2 separate regions of the Homo sapiens genome follow, and region 2 is linked to region 1. A link is a loop called in an ENCODE intact Hi-C map of the cell type or tissue named here. Cell type or tissue: tibial artery. All regions are shown on one strand. Links, peaks and the distances in the headings refer to the core of each region. The heading gives the core; the rest is flanking DNA.

What was found. Peaks named below come from ENCODE experiments on the same cell type or tissue, not always from the same donor. Only the 100,000 strongest peaks of a DNase experiment are listed, where the experiment ranks them.
Region 2: it touches region 1 in a loop (2.5-fold over the local background); 44 of 110 quality-filtered maps call a loop at or near these places.

What each region holds. Positions count from the first base shown.
Region 1 is chr18:13,624,318-13,634,339 of GRCh38, reverse strand. All of the region lies in intron 5 of LDLRAD4 (low density lipoprotein receptor class A domain containing 4), which reads right to left. Among named protein-coding and RNA genes, the nearest start is that of MIR4526, 18 kb to the right of the region's middle. RefSeq lists an enhancer at 7,725-8,225. In tibial artery, for the core only: a CTCF peak has its summit at 4,004 (motif pointing right); DNase peaks (open chromatin) are centred at 4,269, 5,889 and 6,549; H3K27ac peaks cover 465 bases.
Region 2 is chr18:13,569,438-13,576,948 of GRCh38, reverse strand. The region is part of intron 4 of LDLRAD4 (low density lipoprotein receptor class A domain containing 4); the gene reads right to left. Among named protein-coding and RNA genes, the nearest start is that of MIR4526, 38 kb to the left of the region's middle. RefSeq lists enhancers at 5,571-5,620, 5,711-5,760. In tibial artery, for the core only: no CTCF peak of the experiment used is centred there; no DNase peak of the experiment used is centred there.

The DNA of each region.
Region 1 (10,022 bases), core at 1,968-6,967:
TGGGTTATTTTTAAAATAGAATCTTTAGAGTTTTTACACATAAGGTCATGTCATCTTCTAACAGATACTTTTACTTCTTCCTTTCCACTTGGAATGTCTTTTATTTCTTTTTCTTGCCTAATTGCTCTGGCTAGAATGTCTAATTAATACTATGTTGAACAGAAGTAGTGAAAGCAGGCATCCTTGTCTTGTTCCCGGTCTTACAGGAAAAGCTTTCAGTCTTTTACCATTAAGTATGATGTAAGCTGTGGGCTTTTCATAGATAGCCTTTATGATGTTGAAGTAGCTTCCTTCCATCCTACTTTGTTGAGGGTTTCTATCATGAAAGTATGTTGAATTTCATCAAACACTGATGGCAGTGGTGGCCCATCTGGAGCAGCTGCTGTGAAGATGCTGGCTGCAGCAGGGGAGGCATGGCCAGGGCTGTGTGCTCCACGGAGCCGGTGAGAGCCAGGAACAGGTGGGAGCCCTGCCCTCTTCTGAGTTGGTAGGGCAGGAGCCCTGCCCTCCTGGGTGCAGCTGCAGTCACAAAGCTGCAGCTGCGGACCCAGGGCATCCCTGTGCTCTCAGGGTCCTAGCGAAGTCCCCTGCCCCTGCAGGCTCAGAAGTGCCTGCTCCTGCTACCTGGCTTCTCCCCGCTCCTGCTGCCTGCTCCAATTTTGGAGCAAAGCTGAGGCTGAGCCTGGGCACTGTCACAATTTGGCCAGGTGTGTCACAATTTGGCCAGGTGTGTCACAATTTGGGGCAGCGCTGATATGCCAGCCCCCTGCCACCTCAGCCCCCTCCGGACTTTGGGTGCTGACGAGCATCAGTGGGAGGCTGAGGCAGGGGTGGGCTGAGGGTGGGTTGGTGTGGGCCTGCAGGTGCCCCTTGACACCAACAGCCTGGGCACCGTGTACATGACTGATGGCAGCAGGAGGCAGACAGGCTCCTGGGCAAAAAGGGGCAGGTCCCTGCTGAAGCCCCACCTTCAAGCCAGGAATGGCCTAAAGCATGGGGGCCAAGCTGTCAGTTCTGAGTGGAGTCCACAGACCAGAGTAAGAACTTAGGATGCTTTTTCTGGGCCTGCCTGTGGCCGTCCATGGACCAATCAGCATGCACTTCCTCCCTTTTGAGCTCATTAAAAATCCTGGATTCAGTTTGACTTGAACAGACATCGGATCAACCTGCCTGTGGATAGGAGCTACTCACTGCAGGTCTCCTCTCCACTGACGGCTAGACACTTATTGGCATGACCTGCCTGAGGAAAGGAGCTACCCATTGACAGACAGACATTGGGATGACCTGTCTGGGGAAAGGAGCTACCCTCTATGGGTCTCCTCTCTGCTCTGAGCTGGACAGACGTCAGGATGACCTGCCTACAGAAAGGAGCTACCCATTGACAGACAGACATTGGGATGACCTGTCTGGGGAAAGGAGCTACCCACTGTGGGTCTCCTCTCTGATCTGAGCTGGACAGACAGACATCAGGATGACCTGCCTACAGAAAGGAGCTATCCAGTCTGGGTCTCCTGAGAGCTGTTCTGTTGCTCAATGAAGCTTCTCTCCAACTTCTCACCCACCAGTTGTCCATGTACCTCATTCTTCTTGGATGTGGGACAAGAACTTGTGACTGGCCGAATGGTGGGACTAAAAGAGCTGTAACATAAACAGGGCTGAAACATGCCCCTCCACTCACCACACTGTGGGGGACAAGAAGGAAAGAAGAGCTGTGACCCTTAGGGCAGCCCAGACCTAGGGTTCTCCTGGCCAGGGCTGTGACACCATCTTTGGGACTCTGCAGTTCCTGGTGTCTCCAAGCTTCCGGGTACCATCACATTCCCCTCATCCAGACGCAAGTGCCTGCAGTGGATGCTGCATGCAGTGTATCTGGTCCAGCTGCAGCCTTGCACAGAGCAAGCACCTGTGCCAGTACCTGGAGCTGCCTGCCCTGCTGCAGCAACCAGCGCACCTGGCTGTGCACAGTGGCTGGACCTTGCACTCACTTGCTCACACACCCCTCACCATTCTGTGCCTGGCTTGCCCTTGGCAGGTGTGGGATCTGGGCCAGTAACGTGAGCTGAGCGCAGCCTGCCAGGGGAAGTGGGCAGGATGAGCCCAGTGGGCATGAGCAATACTCAGGCAGAAGGCACCACCAGCCACAAAGGTTTCTGACTGGCGAAGTGACACCCTAAGGATCCTGTGACAATACTATTTCTGCATCAACTGAGATGATTGTGGGACAAGAACTTGGGACCTGCTGAATGAAGTTTGGGACCCCCAACTTCATTCTGTTAATGTAGTGTATGACACTGACTGAATTTCATGTATGGAACCATCCTTGCCTTCTGGGAATAAATCCCCCACTTGTTGATGATGTATAATCCTTTTACTTTTTTAAATTTAATTTTTATTTAGTATTATTATTATTTTTGAGACAGAGTCTCGCTCTGTCTTCCAGGCTGGAGTACAGTGGCACGATCTCAGGTCACTGCAACCTCCGCCTCCCGGGGTCAAGTGATTCTCCTGCCTCAGCCTCCCGAGTAGTTGGGATTGCAGGTGCGTGCCCCCATGCCTGGTTAATTTTCGTATTTTTAGTAGTGACAGGTTTCACCATGTTGGCCAGGCTGGTCTCGAACTCCTGACCTCAAGTAATCTGCCTCCCTTAGCCTCCCAAAGTGCTGGGATTACAGGTGTGAGTCACTGTGCGCAGCCAGTATAACCCTTTTAATATACTGCTGAATTTAGTTTGCTAGTATTTTGTTGAGGACTTTTGCATCAATATTTATAAGAAATATTAGTCTATGGTTATCTTTTTCTGCTGTGTCTTTGTCTGGCTTTGGTATCAGGAATGCTGGCCTCATCTCATAATGAGTTAGGAAGTGTTCCCACCTCTTGAAATTTCTAGAAGTTTAAGAAGGATTGATGTCAATTCTTTAAATGTTTGGTAGAATTCACCACTGAAGCCATGTGGTCCAGGTTGGAGATTTTAGACCATTGGTTCAATCTCCTTACTAGCTATAGATCTATTAAGATTTTCTATTTCTTCATGATTCAGTCTTGGTAGGCTGTTTCTAATATCTTTTCATTTCATCTAGGTTATCCAATTGGTTTGCATACAATTGTTCGTAGCACTATTTTATAATCCTTTTCATTTCTGTATTTATTGGATCATTTTTCTTCCAACCAGTACATCTCATATTATTAAAGGACAGTCGTCTGCAGCCATGACTTACTGAGGGTTCCCTTGTGCTGCACCATGGGCTGTCGCCTGCTGCCATGCGTCCACGTGTGCAAGGCCACACCACGCCCGAACCCTGCTGGGCTTATGCTCTCAGCTACACTCTCCTTTCCACACACACACAGAGGACCCCAGGAATGATCAGATGTGGGGACTGGAAACAACCAGGGAGAGCACTGAACACAGTGTTTTCCACCATGTGCTTTGCAGCCTCTTAGAGAGCTGGAAAATCCATTTAAGTGGGTCACAGCCAGCATTCCAAAAACTGAAACAGAACAGAAATGATCTGAGCACACTGTAAGTATTGTTTTGTAAAACCTCTGCCTTAATTGCATTATAGGAGGCTTTTGTGTTGTGATATAAAATGTATTTCTTACTGTTCTTCATGGCAAGATACAGATTGAAGGCCTCCGAATGAAGCCAGTTATCCCTCATTTTAGATGGGGGGAAACTGAGGACAGAGGGCATATTCCTCTCTAGGCACCTCGGTCAGTCTGCGGTAAAGCAAGACTACTGCTGGGTATTCTGATTCTACCCAAGGGCTAACCTCCCAGTGAATGAATGTATTTTATGGCCTCAAATAGTTGGAAATCTATTTTTCCCCTGTTCCACAGTGAGAATTTCAAAGAAGAGGTGAAATTGATCTTTGGATATTCAGCAACACCTTTGCCTTCTGATAAAATCAATTTTCCCTGTTTTCTCCCTTTTTTCATGCAGCCTCTCCACCATCCTGATATTTTATCACTACCGTCCTTTCCACTCTAGATGGCAGTCACAGCCTGGATGTGAGGCCAGTACCCCTGGCTGTCAGAGACTGCACCTCCCCCTTTCTTCCTCCTGGGGAATCCATCATCAGACTTCTCAGATTCAAGATCCCCCAACTCTGCTCAATCTAGGGCACGTCCCTTAAGAGAAAAGACAAATCATCTAGGAAGGTCTGCTGGAAGAAAAGGAAGGGAATCCTTTCTATTTCTGGGACAATGCAATGGGCTAGCGGGGAAAAGCAATATGAGGTGCCTCTCCCAGCTTGGTGCTGGGGTTAGTGAGCAATCGGACTTCAAGAGGAATCAGCCTGGGAATGAGAAAGTTCCAGGCAGCAGGAAAATGTGGAACCACACAAGATCCAGGCAGGCATCATCCTGATTTCAGCACCAGTTGCCTCGTCTCACATGTGAGAAGAAGTCAGAGCTCAGAGGGGATTTTCTGTGACCTTCACCCAAGGTCACAGAGCTGCTGGGGCTTTGCCAAGAGCCAGACCCCAGCCTGGTGAGCCTCCCCAACAGGGGCCACCCAGAGTTATGATCATTAAGATAATTTTTAATCTTCTTCTCTTTTTTTTTTTCAGAACAAACCACACCAACTTTCAAGGACTAAGCAAAAAATAAACCAACAGATTTTACTATTAGATTATTAATGCTAATACCTTATATATTTAAAAGATTACTATAAATTTGTTGATAAAAATGTTCATACATTTTATTTAAAATTATTATTTTAGCCACCATAGAAACCATGTTCAAATGAATTACTCTGGGAGTCTATAGATGCCCAGAACATTACTGCCTTTAGCATCAGTTTACATGATCAGAGGATGTTTTGTAATTGCAAAGGTAATACATGAATACATTCTTACCATAAAAGTTTTACTGCACAGATCAGTGTTCCTTTGTCCTTACTTCCTTCCCAGGCACAGCTGTCAGTTTGCTGTGGGTCCTTCCTGACCTTTCTCTACAGATCAGTTTGTAACTCGGACGTCAGTCTCACTAATTGAGTCGTGCTTGCCTTTGCACCAAAATTGTATCATTTGGTTTGATCACCCATATAATGAACAAGACTTAACTCTAAATGGATTTTGGCTGGTACCAAAAATCAAATCTATCCCCAAGAGCAAAACTATTTGCTCTTTGCAAAGGAAGATTTGCCATTGTGGAGAAGCTTTTAAAAAATTTCCCTTGATTAAAAAAACAAACAAACAAATAAAAACAACCCAGTCAGGTGCAGTGGCTCAGGCCTGTAATCCTAGCACTTTGGGAGGCTGAAGTGGGAAGATCGTTTGAGGCAAGGAGTTCAAGACCAGCCTGGGCAACACAGTGAGATCTTGTCTCTACAAAAAATTTAAAAATTAGCCAGGCATGGTTGCGCGTGCCTATAGTCACAGCTACGCAGGAGGCTGAGGCAGGGGGATCAGTTGAGCCTAAATGTTCGAGGCTGCAGTGAGTTATGATCATGCCACTATACTCCAGCCTGCGCAACAAAGTGAGATCTTGTCACTTAAAAATAACCCCAAAACCTGAAGGTAATTCCCAAACATTCTGAGCAGTGCCAACATCAGTAGAAGGACTATTTGAGACACTGTCACTTTAAAGATAAGCATTGACTCTTCCAAAGCTCTGCCCACTGTGGTTCAGGTGGGAATCTGCGTGCAGCTGGGGTCCAGCATCCTTATGCAGTTTCTGCCGGGCCGCTTGGCCTCCTGTTTCCCTTAATTGAAGGGAGATGTTCTCATTTTGAGGTGATGTGAAATTGTCTATCCTCTAATGCTTCAATTAGACATAGCAAAGGGCAAAACCTTTCAAATGACCACCTGGGCAGCCTGATAATTGGAAGTCCTTGCTCACTCAGACAGACATGCTGCGGCCAACCCGCCGGACCCTAAGCTCTTGGAAATGCAGTTTCCGTGAAATGCAGTAACGGAGAGCTGTCACTGGACAACCGACAAACACACACATCTGGTCTGTGGTGCAGCAGGGTCTGCCTTGCCTGCAGGGAAACGGTCCCCTGCGGTTCATCCCCACAATGATGCCAGAGGAAGCCTGTGGCTCTTTTCTTTAGTCTGGAGTGTCAGAGGCAGACCGAGTACAACTGCATCAGTAAGCCCTTTAGTCCACTCCTTCAAGCCTTACTGAAAATCATTCCTTTCCATCGTTTTCCACATGCTTTTCTAAACGTATGAGGTGGGCAGGAGTGAGAGCAGCAGGGCACAGCGAGCCAGCGCTCCAGCCGCAGTGGGAATGAACAGTGTGGCGCTGAAACCCCTGCTCCCTGTGCCCTCCGAGGGATCCCAGGACACTGCCTGTGGGTTTCTCAAACACCCCTGAGCCTGGGGCCCACCTCAGAGCCTCTATCTGCAGGGGAGGGTAGAGGGACACTGCCCAGGTAGAGAAAGGCACTCGTCACATATGGCACACCCAGAGGTCCCCTCACTGTGAGTTCTGAGCCCCAGCACAGCGGGCTCCTGGCTGTCAGACACCTGCCCAGGACCGTCTGCCCTCTGGCCACCGCTGCTCCCAAGGCCAGCAGAGAGGCTGCTGGTGCAGGGCCGAGCCTCAGAGAGCGGGGAGCCCATGGCCACCTCTGTCCCTCTGGCTATAAGCTTTAGTCACAGAGGAGGGCCTTGCCTGGGGAGATGACTGGACAGCAGTGGCCACGAGTGACCATGTCAGGCTGGGCACAGGACACGCACAGCACTGTTGACCCAGACACGTGTCTCAACTCCTAACCAGGCAGGAACAGTATTTACTTCCACAAGGACCTTCTCACCCATTTTTCTGGGAACCAGTGGCCCTCTCAGTCTATCTTGGTCTTCAGCCTTGCAATAGAAGCCTGAGTGCAGAAGAAAATTTTCTCTGAAAAACAACCCCCACGTGCAAACCCACAGATGGCAATGCTGCTGCCCGGCACTGAAGGGTCCCCAGCGAGAGACAGGTGACAGCCCGGGCAGCACAGGCCCACTCCATGGCAGCCACCTCACAGCCCCAGCCTCAGGGTGTGGCCCCATAGGCTGCTTTTTCAAGAGAAGATGGAAACTCCAATTTTCATGTGAAATCTCACAATTTTTATTTTTTATTTTTTTATTTTTGAGATGGCGTCTCCCTCTGTCGGCCAGGCTGGAGTGCAATGGCGTGATCTCAGCTCACTGCAACCTCTGCCTCCAGATTCTCTTGCTTCAGCCTCCCAAGTAGCTGGGATTACAGGCACGTGCCACCACACCTGGCTAACTTTTGTATTTTTGAGTAGAGACAAGGTTTCACCATGTTGGCTGGGCTGGTCTCAAACTCCTGACCTCAAGTGATCTGCCCACCTCGGCCTCCCAAAGTGCTGAGATTATAGGCGTGAGCCACCGCACCCAGCCCCAATTTTTAAAAGCTAGATCAACTTAGGTTCGAACACCCTGTGGGGCAAACCAGGTACACAGCCATGCTCTAGGCTAACTCTGTGGCTTCTGCAGAGAGGGACTTGTGGGGAGAGCTCACCCCATGTCAGGGCACTGTGGATCTGAGGAGCATGAGTTTCTGCATCAAGAGGGCTGACAGCCACCAAGTGCTTGTCCTCCTCCGCAACAGCCAGGGCCCCTCCCAGTGTCAACCCCAGGGAGCTGGAGGAGCCCAGCTGTGCTGGGTGGGGCCTGGCTGCTCCTCCTGGCTATGAAGAATGGGCACCTGGATTTTCACAATCGATTTAATCCCTGTAGGAGTTGATAATGAAGAGATGTGTGATGTGATTCCTTTTGTTAATTTTTTAAATTGAAATTGCTGTTTCTATAGGTCAAAATGGCTGAATGTTAACAATTTCATATGCTTCAATCTGGGTAAAGGTCCCTGTCCCTCTCCTGCCTCTCCCTCCATCCGCTGATGGCCAGACCCTTCTGCCTGCATGCCATCCCCTACCCCTGGGCTGTCCACACAGGCCAGGCTGGACCCTCTGGGCCAGGCTGCTGGCAGTCAGAAAAGGTCACCTGGGCTCCCTCAGCTCCAGCAAGAAATGTTCCAGCAACTTGTTCAAATAGCTCTCCGGGCTGTGTCTAGAATATTCATGCCCCTTTACTGCTTTCCCATTACTGAATGGTCTAAGATAATGAAAAGAAATCTAGACAGTCTCAATGCTCAGAAGTCACACAAACCAGGCTCCAAAGAAACCAAGCTCAGGCTACCTCAGCAAGAATGCACAAGGATGCAGATCCGGACCCGCCGCTGCTATCTGCTATGATGTAAGCATTTGCTTTGTCTGTGATGTAATTCACACCTGAGTTGCTAGTTTTCATTTTCATCCAGAAATCACTACTTCCACCACATTCAGGCCCAGTAACATCCATTCCTTGGGCCCCCCTGGGACACACAGTGTCTACCGCATGGCGACAAAGGTTGACTGGCTTTGGGACACCCATCACGTTCATGCAGCATGCACTGTCCCAGGCCAAGGGACATGGGAGGAAGGTGCCAGTGTCAGGAGGATGCTGGTAGAGGGGAGGAGGTTGCTGGTGGAGGGAGGAGGGCTCTGGTGGGGGGAGGAGGGCTCTGGCGGGGGGAGGAGGGCGCCGGCTGAGGGGAGGAGGGTGCTGGCGGGGGGAGGAGGGTGGTGGCAGGGGGAGGAGGGCTCTGGTGGGGGGAGGAGGGTGCTGGCAGGGGGAGGAGGCCTCTGGCGGGGGGAGGAGGGCGCCGGCTGCGGCTCCTCACCTGCACCTGCACAGGAGCACACCCTATGGGACAGGGACCAGAACTGGCTGAGCTGGGCACTCCCTCAGGAAGGGGCCAGAGAAGGCAGCGGGGCAGTCACCACTTCTCAGAACGGGACTCTCCGCAAGAAGCAGAGAAGCCAGGGCCACAGTGATGCTGTCTGGTTAAGCTTGGTCTGGCCCTTCCTTGTGGTCAAAGTGGAAAACCTGTAGAGGAGGCGAGGGGCCGCTCATAGCAGGGCGGGAAGCTTCCTCAGCCAAGTAAGGCTGCTGGCCTGCTCATCCTCCTCCTCCAAACCAAAACTCACTCCCATCCTATTGCCCCAAGCTATGTTTCCACCTCCACTCTCCAGGCTTCCAGCAGAAAGACGTAACAGTAAGTTTAATCAGAGTGTGAAGCCTAATCACCTAGAAGTTGGTTAATTCAATGCCCAGCACTTCTCACACCAGGTTTAAATAGAACATCATTTTCTAATGTGCTCATGGAGCCCTGGGGTGGGTCTCTACAAACAGGCCCTCACAGGAGGCTCCCCAACAATGCACAGGCTCCTAATGAGGCTGCGCTCCACAGAGGGGACAGGAGGAGCATCCAACCCCAGCTGCTGACTGGAGGGTGCTGAGCCGCCGCCAGGGCCTGGACTCCCAGGGCCTCGGGTGCTGCAGGAGAAAGGCCTCGGACATTGGTGCTGAGAAAGGAAGAGGTGCTTAGGGGCTTGCAGGGGCCCTGATAACTGGAAAGAAGCCATGAGGATGGCAGCATCTGCCCAGACACACTCATCCTCCCCAGCCGCCTTGCCCTGGAGCACAGGCCTGCACAGCAGCACAGGGAGCCCAGGAGACAGAGGACTGCCAGGCTCTGCCAGGGGGCACAGGGCCCTCCCTGCCATGCTGACCAGCCAGCCGTGCCTTCCCAGCCCCTTCCAAGCCCCTTGGGAGGGGGCTTCCTGACACAGGTGGTCACCTAGGGATGGGGAAGGCGGGGAACTTGGAACTGCCCTCGCCAACTGCACATGGGCCAGGCCAGGCATGGGGACGGAGGAGACACAGGTCCTCATACCTGCCCCAAACACCTCCTACAGCTCCCACGCCTGACACTCCCCCATCCCAAAGGCACAATCGGCCAGCCAGACCCCTAGCCTCCCCTAGGAAGATGGAGAGAATGGCAGCGGGGTCTTGGCCTCCGCCAGGGGACTGCAGGTGCTGCTGGTGGCGGAGGCGGGGCATGGCCACTGTTTCCCCCTCCTACTCAGTGCCTGGCTCCTGCGGAGTGTCCACTGAATGGCTGGATGAGCAGAGGAGGCAGGAGTCACTGGGGAAACTGTTCCCAAGGCAGAGTCCCAGACCAGACCC
Region 2 (7,511 bases), core at 1-5,000, 55 kb after region 1:
ACGACATGTTGTTTTGCTTAATGTTGTAACTTCTTTCAAAGCCAGGTCCTCCCGTCTGCTCAGCTGGCAGTTTCTCTGAGCGGAGCTCATGGGCACCCCAGGCCCTCCTGAGATGGCCACACTGTCGCCATCTCTATCCTAACACTCTACCTTCCACAGCCTCCGGACATCCCCCTGCTACAGCTGGGAAGGATGACTGCACTTACCATGACTATCTGTGGTCCCACCCAACAAATCTGAAGGTTCTGAGCTCAGAGAGCCCAGCAGAGCCCATGAACAGAGAGACAATCCACATTCTGTGAAGTGCAAAGAGAACCAGGGGTTGACTGAACTGACCCCGGACAGCACCCACCCTCCAGCTCCTAAGCTTATTTAATTAAATGGTAAATCCCAATCAAAGTGTTGAAAGCCAGAAAAGTCACAATGTGAGCTGGCAAGAATTACATGGCTTTAAGCTAGGCAAGAAACTGGAAGAGGAATCCACTTTATTTCTTTCTTTCTTTCTTTCTTTTTTTTTTTTTTTTTTTGAGACAGAGTCTCGCTCTGTCCCCCAGGCTGGAGTGCAGTGGCACAATCTCGGCTCACTGCAAGCTCCACCTCCCAGGTTCACGCTATTCTCCTGCCTCAGCCTCCCAAGTAGCTGGGACTACAGGCGCCCGCCACCATGCCCAGCTAATTTTTTGTATTTTTAGTAGAGACAGGTTTCCCCGTGTTACCCAGGATGGTCTGGATCTCCTGACCTCGTGATCCACCCGTCTTGGCCTCCCAAAGTGCTGGGATTACAGGCGTGAGCCACTGCGCCCGGCTGGAATCCACTTTCTTGATGTTTGTAATAACTTTTATGAGACAAAATATCCTCCCCAAAGACTTGCTTCATAAAAACTTCTGCACAGCAAAAGGAACAGTCAGCAGAGTAAACAGACAACCCACAGAGTGGGAGAAAATCTTCACAATCTATACATCTGACAAAGGACTAATATCTATAATCTACAAGGAACTCAAACAAATTAGCAAGAAAAAATAACAAACAATCCCATCAAAAACTGGGCTGAGGACATGAGTAGACAATTCTCAGAAGAAGATATACAAATGGCCAACAAATATAGGAAAAAATGCTCAACATCACTAATGATCTGGGAAATGCAAATCAAAACTACAATGCAATACCACGTTACTCCGCAAGAATGGCCTTAATCCAAAAATCAAAAAATAACAGATGTTGGCGTGGATGCGGTGAAAAAGGAACACGTTTACACAGCTGGTGGGAATGTAAACTAGTACAACCACTATGGAAAACAATGTGGAGATTCTTTAAAGAACTAAAAGTAGAAAGAACTACCATTTGATCCAGTAATCCCACTACTGGGTATCTACCCAGAGGAAAATAAGTCATTATACGAAAAAGATACTTGCACACGCATGTTTATAGCAGCACAATTCACAGCTGCAAAGATATGGAACCAGCCCAAATGCCCATCAATCAATGAGTGGATAAAGAAATTGTGGTATATATACACCATGGAATACTACTCAGCCATAAAAAAGAACAAATTAATGGCATTTGCAGCAACCTGGATGGAGACTATTATTCTAAGTGAAGTAACTCAGGAATGGAAAACCAAACATCATATGTTCTCACTCACAAGTGGGAGCTAAGCTATGAGGATGCAAAGGCATAAGAATAACACAATGGACTTTGGGGACTCAGGGGAAAGGGTGGGAGGTAAGTGAGGGATAAAAGACTACATATTGGGTACAGTGAAGGCTGCTCGGGTGATGGGTGCACCAGAATCTCACAAATCACCACTAAATAACTTTCTCATGTAACTAAATACCATCTGTTCCCCAAAAACCTACAGAAATAAAAATTAAAATAAAAAACAAACAAACCCTTTTCCTTTGTATTTCTGGAAGGTTTTTTAGGTTTTTGTTTGTTCATTTGTTTTTAATCAGTGACTCAGCTAGGGATGGAAAAAAAGTTAGATGACATATCCTGTCCTCCTTCCCAAACAGCCTGTGCTGTAAGGAGGAGACGTATGGGGGCAAGAGACAAAAAGGGAGGGGTGTCCCAGATAGATATTCCCATCAGAAAGGCTAGTTTCAAGCTCTGATTTATTTTCCTTTTGGCTACAGCTTGGAACATGGTAGAACCAGGTTGAAAAGAAGCAGGAAGCTCTTTGTTTCCAACACTTCACAATAATTTGTAAGATGGTCCTGAAAATACCCTCCACAGTGGGGCACCACTCCTAAATTGAGGCATTTCGGAGGGCCAACTGAGAGAGGTAGAGTGTGAAGTGCTCACACTCAATGCCAGGGCTCCATGAGCGTCAAAGCCGGGGGCTCTCAGGCAGCGAGGAAAGTTAACCCTGAGACAGAGGTGCCAGGGAGACACATCGGCCATGGTCCTGCCGCACATCGAGGCTTCTGGAGTCCTTCTTAAATAGCAGGTGCTAGGGGTACAAAGACGAACAGGACATAGTTCCTGCTCCCAAGGAGCTGCTGCCATGGTGAGGAAGATGTCCAGGTGGATGAACTACCACATGACAGGGATCTAAATAGGGGTCTGGACGGCACACTGTGAACAGAGAGCGGTTGCTCTCCTAGGCCCAGGGACAGCATGGGAAGAGTGCTGCCATGGCCGGCTTCCTCAGGAGCTGTAGCCCAGCCACATTCTGCTTTTTCCCTAAAAGGCTTTCTAATACCCACACACAAAAGCAAACCATGGGTAATAATAGCAGACGGCAGAACATCCACTATTAAATTTGATAATAGTGAGATGGGCTTTTGCAAATCTGGTCATCCTACCACTTTCTCAACCATCAAAGAAGAGCAGTGAGCAAGTGGAACGACCAAGAGTTAGAGCCTTCCCCACAGTGGTCAATATATCCATACACCTCAGTGTCTTCACCAACAGCCAAGGCTTCTGTATCCATCGCTATGCATGAAGCCCACAAGCCTCACTCTGGTGAGAGATACCAGCCTGGAAAAAATGCAGCTGTCTTTCATGAGGTTCCTGACCAGGAAATGCGGAGATGGGAACAGGAGAAGGAGCGCGTCACCCACGGAATGTCTGGCTTCTAATCCCTCTCCAGGATCTGTGTCTGTGGTCTCGGCTTCACCACCTGAGAAGGGTCTACAGATCTGAACTTAACCTGACACCAGTCTCTTTACCCAGATTGTTCTCTGAGTTTGTTCCTTTGATTACAATTCTACCAAAAGACTGTCACTGCCCCCAAATCTGACAGCAAATGAATTCTAGTCCAATGCTTGTTGGCTTATGCAAGGTGTGTGTTTTGTCAGCCTATTCCTGTCACCTATAATGTGAGCCCAGCATGCTCCTAGATTTCTAAACAAATTTTAAGAAAAAACTGTACAGGAGAATCAAGGAGAACAAACCTTCTCTTTAAAGGAGAGCAGCCAGTGGCTCACACCTGTAATCCCAGCACTTTGGGAGGCCGAGGTGGGCAGATCACCTGAGGCCAGGAGTTCGAGACCAGCCTGGCCTACAAGGCAAAACTTCATCTCTACTAAAAATACAAAAATTAGTGGGGCGTGGTGATGGGTACCTGTAATCCCAGCACTTTGGGAGGCCGAGGTGGGCAGAACACCTGAGGCCAGGAGTTCGAGACCACCCTGGCCTACAAGGCAAAACTTCATCTCTACTAAAAATACAAAAATTAGTGGGGCGTGGTGGTGGGTACCTGTAATCCCAGCTACTTAAGAGGCTGAGGCAAAAGAATCGCTTCAACCCGGGAGGCGGAGGCTGCAGTGAGCCAAGATCATGCCACTGCACTTCAGCCTGGGCAACAGAGCGAGACTCCGTCTCAAAAAAATAAAATAAAATAAAAATAAAAATAAAATAAAATAAAGGAGAACAAACCTTTCAGAGCAGTAACTCCTTCCCAAATGAACACTGCAGCTTTCCAACATCTAATAACATCCACACAGCACAGGAGGGCACACCTCCAGCCCCACAGAGCAGGCATGCAGAGCCATCAAGCACATCCTGGCCTCACTGGCGTCTGTGGCAGTCTCGCCTGCGCCACTCTGTGCCCTCTGCGCTGCTGCTATCGGGAAGGGACAGGGCATGTGCTTTAGCCACAGCTCTTGCCACGGGTATGCACTGCTAACAAATTCCTACTCTGTGAGGAACCCCCGTAAAAATGATCACTTTTGGATGAAAGAGGGGTCAACAAGCTACCTCCAAAACACCTGCTGGTTGCTAGAATTCGGAAGCCCCAATTTAACTAAAAAATGGTGATCTCTGGGAATTGAGAATGTTACTCAGAAGCATGATGGGAATTGTAAGACAACTAGAAGCAAATCTCCTCTCCTCCCGCTGACTCTTCCCTTCCCTGCTTTCCTTCTGCGGTTTCTTACTCAATGTGCATTGAAGCCAAATAAAAGATTCAGGAACCCTCTTGACAAGGACTGAAGGATCCCTAAATCTTCTAAGGCAAACACAAAAATCAGTAAAAAGGCCAAGGGATTCTCTTTATCTGCTAAACCAGAGCCTCCTTCCACTCCCAGCCCAGGCTGTAAGCACATCACAGGCACTCCGATCACTGACCCTGGAGCAGGGAAGCTGAGGACATTCACATTCACAGTGATCACAGAAGGACAGCCGGCTGCAAAGGGGGCCAGGGGTGGCTCAGCAGCAGGCCTGTTTCTTTTGTTACTTGAAAACCATCAACGAAAGCACTATAAACTTAAACCCATTTCACTACCCCCAATGTAGTACATGCTCACTTAAGGCTGCCGATAGGTTCATGTAAACTGCAACTGTAAACGAAATGACATACAGCAAGTCCTCGGGTAACGCTGTTTCCTTCAACTTTGTTTTTGTGATTGATTTTGTCACATGTCATTTCATTTAAAATTACAGTTTCTAATCATATATTGACAATGTTAAGGGGGGGACTTACTGTACAGTTAAAATGCTGGCTGGTCCAAAGAATGAATCCTGAACACTCTTCACTTAGGTTAACAATGATTAATTAATAATAGTTTATAGGCCCGGTGCGGTAGCTCACGCCTGTAATCCTAGCACTTTGGGAGGCTGAGGCGGGTGGATCACGAGGTCAGGAGATCCAGACCATCCTGGTTAACACGGTGAAACCTCGTCTCTACTAAAAACACAAAAAATTAGCCAGGCATAGTGGCGGGCGCCTGTAGTCCCAGCTACTTGGGAGGCTGAGGCGGGAGAATGACGTGAACCCGGGAGGCGGAGCTTGCAGTGAGCTGAGATCATACCACTGCACTCCAGCCTGGGCAACAGAGCGAGAATCCATCTCAAAATAAATAAATAAATAAAAAGTTTATGAATAATTGCTCTATATCATTTTTCAGAATCCAAAGCAACACTGGCCTATGCATTGTATCAGGCAAACTACCCAACGCCATCATGCGTGAGCTTAAAGAACATGTTTTCTCTGACCCTGCTGGGGATGAGCCCAGGTCTTCCTCTTATGGGGTTACCAGAGGCAGTAGTGTGGCATGGAAGAGTGCTTGCTTCTTAGTAATATCCAGGGGCTGTGGACGGAGATGGCAGAAACAGGGTGACGGGCTGTGACCAACTTCACATGCTTTATATAAGGTTCTTGGAGGCACTGGAAGCTACAGGGGATTGGCAGCTGTGCTGAACTTAGTGGCTCCCAGCTTCTGACCACAGTGGCTGAGTCAGAGCTTCAGTGATCATAGACAGCGTACTTACACATTTGCAAATGGAAACATCTGCTTTTCTAATTTTTGATGAGAATCTGCCTGGCCAGGCATATGGGAGTGTGAGGAAAGTGGACACATTCACAAACTCCACACTTAGAAAGGGCATGCCAGGCGTGGTGGCTCATGCCTGTAATCCCAGCACTTCAGGAGGCTGAGGCGGGAGGATCGCTTGAGGCCAGGAGTTTGAGGCCAGCCTGGGCAACATAGCAAGACCCCATCTCCACAAAAACACTTAAAAATTAGCCAGGTATGGTGGTATGCGCCTGTAGTCCCAGCTACTCAAGAAGCTGAGGCAAGAAGATTATTTGAGCCTAGGAGTTTGAGGCTGCAGTGATCTGTGATCATGCCACTGCACTCCAGGCTGGGTGACAGAGTGAGACCTTGACTCTACAAAAAGAAAAGAAAATGAAATAAATGAAAGGGAAGGAAGGAAGGAAAAGAAAAAGACGAAAAAGAGAAAAGAAATGAAAAGGGCAGCCAGAGGGCTGCGCCTTCTGTCACCAAGGTGGAGCTCGCCCTGGCACAGGAGACTATGAGGCTCCAGAGTGAGGCTCTTGCTGGATCTCCCAATTAACTGGGACTCCTCATTTCCCTCTCCAGGTACAAAATCAAGAGCATGCCCTTTCCATGCAGCGGGAGCCGTGACTATCAGCGGCATCTCCCCATTGATTAGGTATCTCATTAAGGAGGTCCCCGGCTGAGACCATGCTGCTTCCAGCTGCCAGATTTCTGCTTTGTGTGGAATGGGCAGGAGGCGCCTGGAAGCCTCGGGTGCCATGGATGCCCCAGTGCTCGCTGGAGTCTCTGCCACTCCTCTGGCCCTGATAACTGCCTGTGTGGACCGGCGTCTGGGCTCCCGCCTGCTGGTTGTCTAGGCAACGAGCTGCAGGACAAGGTCACGGAGACCCGAGCCAGGTAGTGGCATCTTGAGAAAACCACTACCCACAGAAGGGCTGACCTGCGCACAGACCAGGCCCCCCACATGCTCCGGTGCAGACCGTCCCAGACGAGTCACGTCTGTCCTTCTTCCTTGCCTGACTCACAAGTGTTAGGGAGCAAGTGAAAACGTCACCTTCTATCACTACCTTTTATCTTTGCTTTGCTTAGATCAAAAATGTCCTTCAAAGGCCTAATGATTTTGTCAAAAAGAAGAAAAACCACCTGCAAAATAAAATACAACCCCTTCCCCCAAAACACTTTCTAAGCCCAGCAGCTTAATTTTGATGGGGATCAGCTGTCTTGCTTCCCCATGCATACTTTTAAAACAAAAAACTAAATATAAATAACTTCTTATTCTTCCAAGCGCAATTTATTTTTTATTTTTCATGTATTTATTTTTTGAGACAGAGTCTCACTTTGTCACCCAGGCTGCAGTGCGGTGGCACGATATTGGCTCACTGCAACCTCTGCCTTCCGGGTTCAAGCGATTCTCCTGCCTCAGCCTCCCAAGTAGCTGGGATTACCGGCACCTGCCACCAAGCCTGGCTAAATTTTGTGTTTTTAGTAGAGACAGGGGTTTCACCATGTTGGTCAGTCTGGTCTCGAACTCCTGACCTCAAGTGATCTGCCCAACTTGGCCTCCCAAAGTGCTGGGATTACAGGTTTGAGCCACTGTGCCCAGCCCCAAGGGAAATTTAAGTTGTTGGTACAATCATTCGTTTCTATCAAAAGGGAAATTAGCCCAAAGTAAGGCTAATCATTAGTGCTACAGATTTTTTGAGAATATTTTTTTCCTTGAAAGACACATAAAAGCAATTCATTTTAAAGTAAAGTGAAGATAAGCAACA